Linked DNA regions of Homo sapiens: region 1 is linked to region 2. A link is an interaction called in ENCODE POLR2A ChIA-PET data of the cell type or tissue named here. Cell type or tissue: Panc1. All regions are shown on one strand. Links, peaks and the distances in the headings refer to the core of each region. The heading gives the core; the rest is flanking DNA.

Evidence for each region. Peaks named below come from ENCODE experiments on the same cell type or tissue, not always from the same donor. Only the 100,000 strongest peaks of a DNase experiment are listed, where the experiment ranks them.
Region 1: POLR2A ChIA-PET joins it to region 2 with 5 read pairs; 2 of 35 experiments call an interaction of 5 or more read pairs at or near these places.

The regions. Positions count from the first base shown.
Region 1 is chr15:82,891,635-82,894,444 of GRCh38, forward strand. It overlaps HOMER2 (homer scaffold protein 2), which reads right to left. Exons shown (of 9, transcript NM_004839.4): 2 at 1,051-1,207. LOC105370928 (a long non-coding RNA gene) reads left to right here and starts at 1,168. Exons shown (of 5, transcript XR_007064741.1): 1 at 1,168-1,228. In Panc1, for the core only: no CTCF peak of the experiment used is centred there; no DNase peak of the experiment used is centred there.
Region 2 is chr15:82,811,714-82,814,523 of GRCh38, forward strand. WHAMM (WASP homolog associated with actin, golgi membranes and microtubules) reads left to right here. Exons shown (of 10, transcript NM_001080435.3): 2 at 1,390-1,563. Among named protein-coding and RNA genes, the nearest start is that of WHAMM, 3.5 kb to the left of the region's middle. In Panc1, for the core only: no CTCF peak of the experiment used is centred there; no DNase peak of the experiment used is centred there; H3K27ac peaks cover 376 bases.

The DNA.
Region 1 (2,810 bases), core at 199-2,698, 80 kb after region 2:
CCTGTTGCATAGGAAGGCTGATCTAGAGGCAAAAGTCAGACTAGACTGCAGGTAGGAGATGAGGCAGCTACTGCAGGAGTCCAGGCAAGACTGTGATAGGACAAGAGTTATGGTCTTAAAAGAGCAGGCACGAGTGGGTGACACTTCAAAGGCAGATTCACTTGACAAACTTAAAGAAGGACTCTATGTTTCGCTTTATTAGCCCAAATGATTGGGGAATAAAAATGGAGAGGTGGTTTAGAGGACAAAAAGGGGAATTCAGCTTTAGATACACTGAATTCCAGGTGGCAGCAGATAATCCATGTAAAAAATGTACAGCAGGATGAAGACAGAAAACCAGCAGGTCTATTTTTTTTTTTTTTAAAGACTTGGTGATACTTCTGCTGGTATCCCTTCTTAATTCTGTTCCCATGATAATGTGGCAAAAATATCATGGGAGACAGAATAACAAAAATATATATGTATTTCAAGAAATACTCCAAAACCACTTAATAAAATTCAACTCCTATGCCTAATAACACCAAAACCCGACTAGATACAATACCCAATGCTGGCAAGGGTGCAACAACAGACACTCTCATACAGGCTGGAAGAACGAACCCTTCTGGAAAACAATCTGGCAATATGCATCAAGAGCCATAAAGTGTTAATATCTTGCCCCATAATATTCTAGGAATCTATCCTAAGGACTATTCAAAAGAAAGCAATGGTATGTGAACAATTGAGGATATTTGGTACATGAAGATGCTCATTATTTATAATAGCAAAACATTGGAAGCCACTTAAATATCCAACCACGGGGGGAAATTAAGAGCATTATAGGCCGTCGGCAGAATTATTATACAGGCATTAAAATGTTAGTTATGAAGACAGTGGTAACAGAGAAATATTTTTCTTCCCCATTTACCGTAAGTTTAAATGCAAAAAGAACAGAATATGTTATACAGACATTATAACAATAACTTATGTGTTAAGACGGCAGGATTTTGGGTGCATCTTGGATGAAAGATAAGCAACTGGGAGTATTAAAATCAGCTGAGGGGGTGGTACCTTGGCTCCGTCCACACTGATGATCCGATAGCTGTTCCTTGTGACATCATAGAAGTAGGAAACGGTGACCGCCTGCTTGCTCGCAGGCATCCAGTTCTTCTTGGTGTTGGGGTCAATCTGGAAGACATGCGCTCGGGTGGTGAAGATGGGCTGTTCTCTGCAATAAGAGAGTGGGCGTGTGAGTTGAGAGAACATGACTTAATGTATAATTTATGATTTCTAGGCCACCTACTGCCCCAAAAGATTTTAAATAGCTTATAGGGAAACATACATATGCATGAAGACAATTAAAATAAAAGCAAAGAGAGAAGAAAAAAAGAGACACCAGTGAGTAGTTTTTGCAAACCACATTCCACTTAGCTGTTATCCCGAGACTGCAGGGCAATTGGTGTAATGAACAATTTGCTTAAAAGGCAACTCCTTGTTCAGTGTTTTCGAATCCCCGTCAAGTGTCCTATACTTTTTCTGACATCCTGTTGTCATTTTTAGGATTTTGGAACCAATTCACTTTTTAGAATTTTTGTGACAAATTTTGGGGGATTCTGCAACAATTTTAGGATTTTCCAATCTATTTGCAGCTTAATGTTATATTTCTATTAAGTACTTCTCAAATTTGCAGTAATTTATGAATGACATAATTTTATCTTTTTTTTTTTTTTTTTTTTGGATATAGAGTCTCGCTCTGTTGCCCAGGCTGGAGTGCAGTGGCATGATCTCGGCTCACTGCAATCTCCGCCTCCCGGGTTCAAGCGATTCTCCTGCCTCAGCCTCCTGAGTAGCTGGGATTACAGGCGTGTGCCACTGCGCTCAGCTAATTTTTGTATTTATAGTAGAGACGGGGTTTCACTATGTTGGCCGGGCTGGTCTCGAACTCCTGACCTTGTGATCCGCCTGCCTCGGGCTCCCAAAGTGCTAGGATTATAGGCGTAAGCCACTGCGCCTTTTTTTTTTTTTTTTTAAGAGACAGTGTCTCACTGCTGCCCAGGCTGGAGCGTAGTGATGCAATCATAGCTCACTGCAGCCTGGATCTCTGAGGCTCAAGCAATTCTGCCTCAGCCTCCCAAGTAGCTAGGACTACAGGCACGTGACACCACACTTGGCTAATGTTGCCGGGAGGTGGTGGGTAGAGACAGGGTCTCTCTGTGTTGCCCAGGCTAGTCTTAAACTCCTGATCTCAAGTGATCCTCCCACATTAGCCTCTCAAAGTGCTGGGATATAATCCCAGCATGAGCCATTATAGGGCATGAACCACTGCACCTGGTAATATGATAGAATTATTTTTTATCTCTGTATCTCTTCAGTCTACTTCTGGAACCATTCAACAACCTGACCAAACCTTCAAATTTGATGTTTCCAACTTATAAACCTTTTGAGTTTTATGTAAATTCATCAAATCCATCCCTTCTGCTATTCTTGCCTCTATATTGTTGCTTTTTCACTCCACATGCCTAAAGCATTTTATGCGATTCACCAAATTTGCATATTACCTATGTTTCTTTCTGTTGAGTGGGGAATTAGATTTTGACAATACGCATTTAGAAACAAGGCAGATGAATAAAAATTGTAATGGATTTCACTGCATTTTGTATTCTAAGCTATCTACTTCCCAAAGTAATGCAAAATGGCACAGACTTATCACAAAATACATTTATTTTTGAAGAAAGCATCTTTACACAGACTGGCTCAAAAATCCTTTAAGTGTTCAAAATAAGATACAAATAGAAAAAAAGCCATCAACGTGTAAAAATAGTCCCATTGTT
Region 2 (2,810 bases), core at 122-2,621:
AGGATATATAAAATGAAGCTGAATGTTTTAACTCTGGAATTTTTCTGAATAGTTTAAGAAATAAGGCTGAAATGTATCACTTGCCTTAAGTTTACTTTTGCGTGTGTGTTTTGATTTTGTTCAGTGAGGCTTTCACTTAAAAAAAAAACCCATAATATTATTACCTGGATAAAAAACTATAGCTGAAAGTAGATCACTTTATCCTTAAGCAGAAGGATGGAAATAGGAGAATTTAAGAATGTATTGGTTGAAAAAAATCTATATTATTTGATTTTATTTCTCTTCTTCTGGGAGTAAAATAATTTCCTGCCAAGTGAGTCCACCTAGATTATACACTGTTCAGTTTATTTTCTGCCCTGCAGCAGAAGCAGTAACCAGCAGAGACTGGAACCACAGTTGAGGCTCTGTAAATGAGGTGACTGCTAAGGGCTTCATGGGAATATTAATCTGGGGCATTAAGAGAATCAACATGCTGAAGTACTTGGAGACAGCTCTGTAATGTTTTATGAGGTCTTTTTTTAAAATTTTTTTCGAGATGGAGTCTTGGCACTGTCGCCCAGGCTGGAGTGCAGTGGCGCCATCTTGGCTTACTGCAACCTCCGCCTCCCGGGTTCATGCTATTCTCCTGCCTCAGCCTCTCCAGTAGCTGGGACTGCAGGCGCCCGCCACCACGCCCGGCTAATCTTTTGTATTTTTAGTACAGACAGGGTTTCACCGTGTTAGCCAGGATGGTCTCGATCTCCTGACCTCGTGATCCGCCCACCTCAGCCTCCCAAAGTGCTGGGATTACAGGCGTGAGCCACCACGCCTGGCCCTTACGAGCTTTAAAAAGGAATACAGCCTCACAACACCTTTACAGTCAGAAAAGTGAAATGAAAAAATATCCACAACCTCAAACCTTCTTTTGGGTCCCTTTCGCTGCATACTTAGTGCATAGTTGAGATTAAACTTTGCACTCTGCCTCTCCATTTAATATTATAAAAGTGTCTTTTTTTTTGAAATGGAGTTTCCTTCTTGTTGCCCAGGCTGGAACCACTGTCTCCCAGGTTCAAGCGATTCTCTGCCTCAGCCTCCCCAGCAGCTGGGATTACAGGTGTGAGCCACCATGCCTGGACAAAAGTCTCCATATTATTAAACAATCTTCAGAAGCACAGTGCTGAATGACTACAGTAATAATATTCTTACATGGATATATCATACTTTTCTTAACCATTCTTGTTTTATTGGGCATTTTTGATGGAGGATGATAACATTTTCATATTTAATCAGTATTTAAAATTGATGTATTAAAAGTTGAGAACATGAAGGTTTCTTTTGTTTAGTTTTGTTTGTTGGGTATGTATTAAATATACTGTCCTGACTTGAGCTTTATTCACATTTGCTTTCTAGGTTATTCAAGGACACGGAAAAGCCAACACCATGGTAGCATTAATGAACGTTTACCAAGAGGAAGATGAAGCATACCAGGAATTGGTTACCGTGGCAACCATGTTCTTCCAGTACTTATTGCAGCCATTTAGGGCTATGCGAGAAGTTGCAACTTTATGTAAGCTTGATATTTTGGTATGTTTTTTTAAAATTTTTACTTTATCAGATTTACTATTTGTCATAAATTATTTCTTTATTTACACTTAATGTTCAATCTCTGTTTGTACTTTGTTTGGGTTTACCATTATGTTTATTTATTTACTTATTTATTGATAGAGATGAGGTTTTGCCATGTTGCTCAGGCTGGTTTCGAACTCCTGAGCTCAAGCAGTCTGTCCACCTTGGCCTCCCAAAGCACAGCATTACATGTGCCTAGTTTACCCTTATATGTACATATTGAGTTTATATTTAAAATTGATAGAAAATGAAGACATTTACGTTGGTCATCTTAATAGCTTAAGATTCCTACAGATTTGAAAGAGTTAAATGTTTTTTCTGGTGATGAATTTTTTTTTTTTTTTTTTTTTTTTTTTTTTTGAGACAGGGTCTCCCTTTGTCAGCCAGGCTGGAGTGCAGTGGCATGATCTTGGCTCACTGCAACCTCCTCCAGGTTCAAGCGACTCTTCTGTCTCAGCATCCTGAGTAGCTGGGATTACAGGTGTGTACCACCACGCCCAGCTAACTTTTTTTGTATTTTTAGTAGAGACGGGGTTTCACCATGTTGGCCAGGCTGGTCTTGAACTCCTGACCTCAAGCGAGCTACCCATCTCAGCCTCCCAAAGTGCTGGGATTACAAGCATGAGCCACTGCACCCAGCCTGATGAATTGTTTTTGATGTGATATTTATTTGCTTCAGCTTGTTTTCCTCTAAGGACTTACGCAGATTTCTTAAAATAAGATGAAAATTTAAATAGCAGGACCCTAGATTGTAATTCAGTAACTTAAATTTTAGTAAATGCTGTTATCACTCTTGCTTCATTGAGCCATCAGACAACCCTGTGACATCATTCAGAAAAGGCATGCTTATTCCAGTGTTACAAATGAATCTAGAGTCCAGAGGAGTTAAACAGCTTGCCTTGGGTCTCAACAACAGAAATCAGAAGACACCTAAGATGTCTCTTGGTTTCTGCCCCCTGCACCGGGCCATCTTTCCACATATAATCTCATGACCCTTGCCAGATGATTGTATTATAAAAATAGTATCACATTTAGATGAGAGTCATACCACTCTAACCTGTGGATAAAGTTGTTCTGTTCATTATTTTGAAAGTCTATTATTTGGAAAGTCTACTTCTTGCATACATTTTTCCTTTCTTCTTTTTTTTTGAGATAGAGTTTTGCTCTTGTTACCTAGGCTGGAGTGCAGTGGCGCAGTCTCAGCT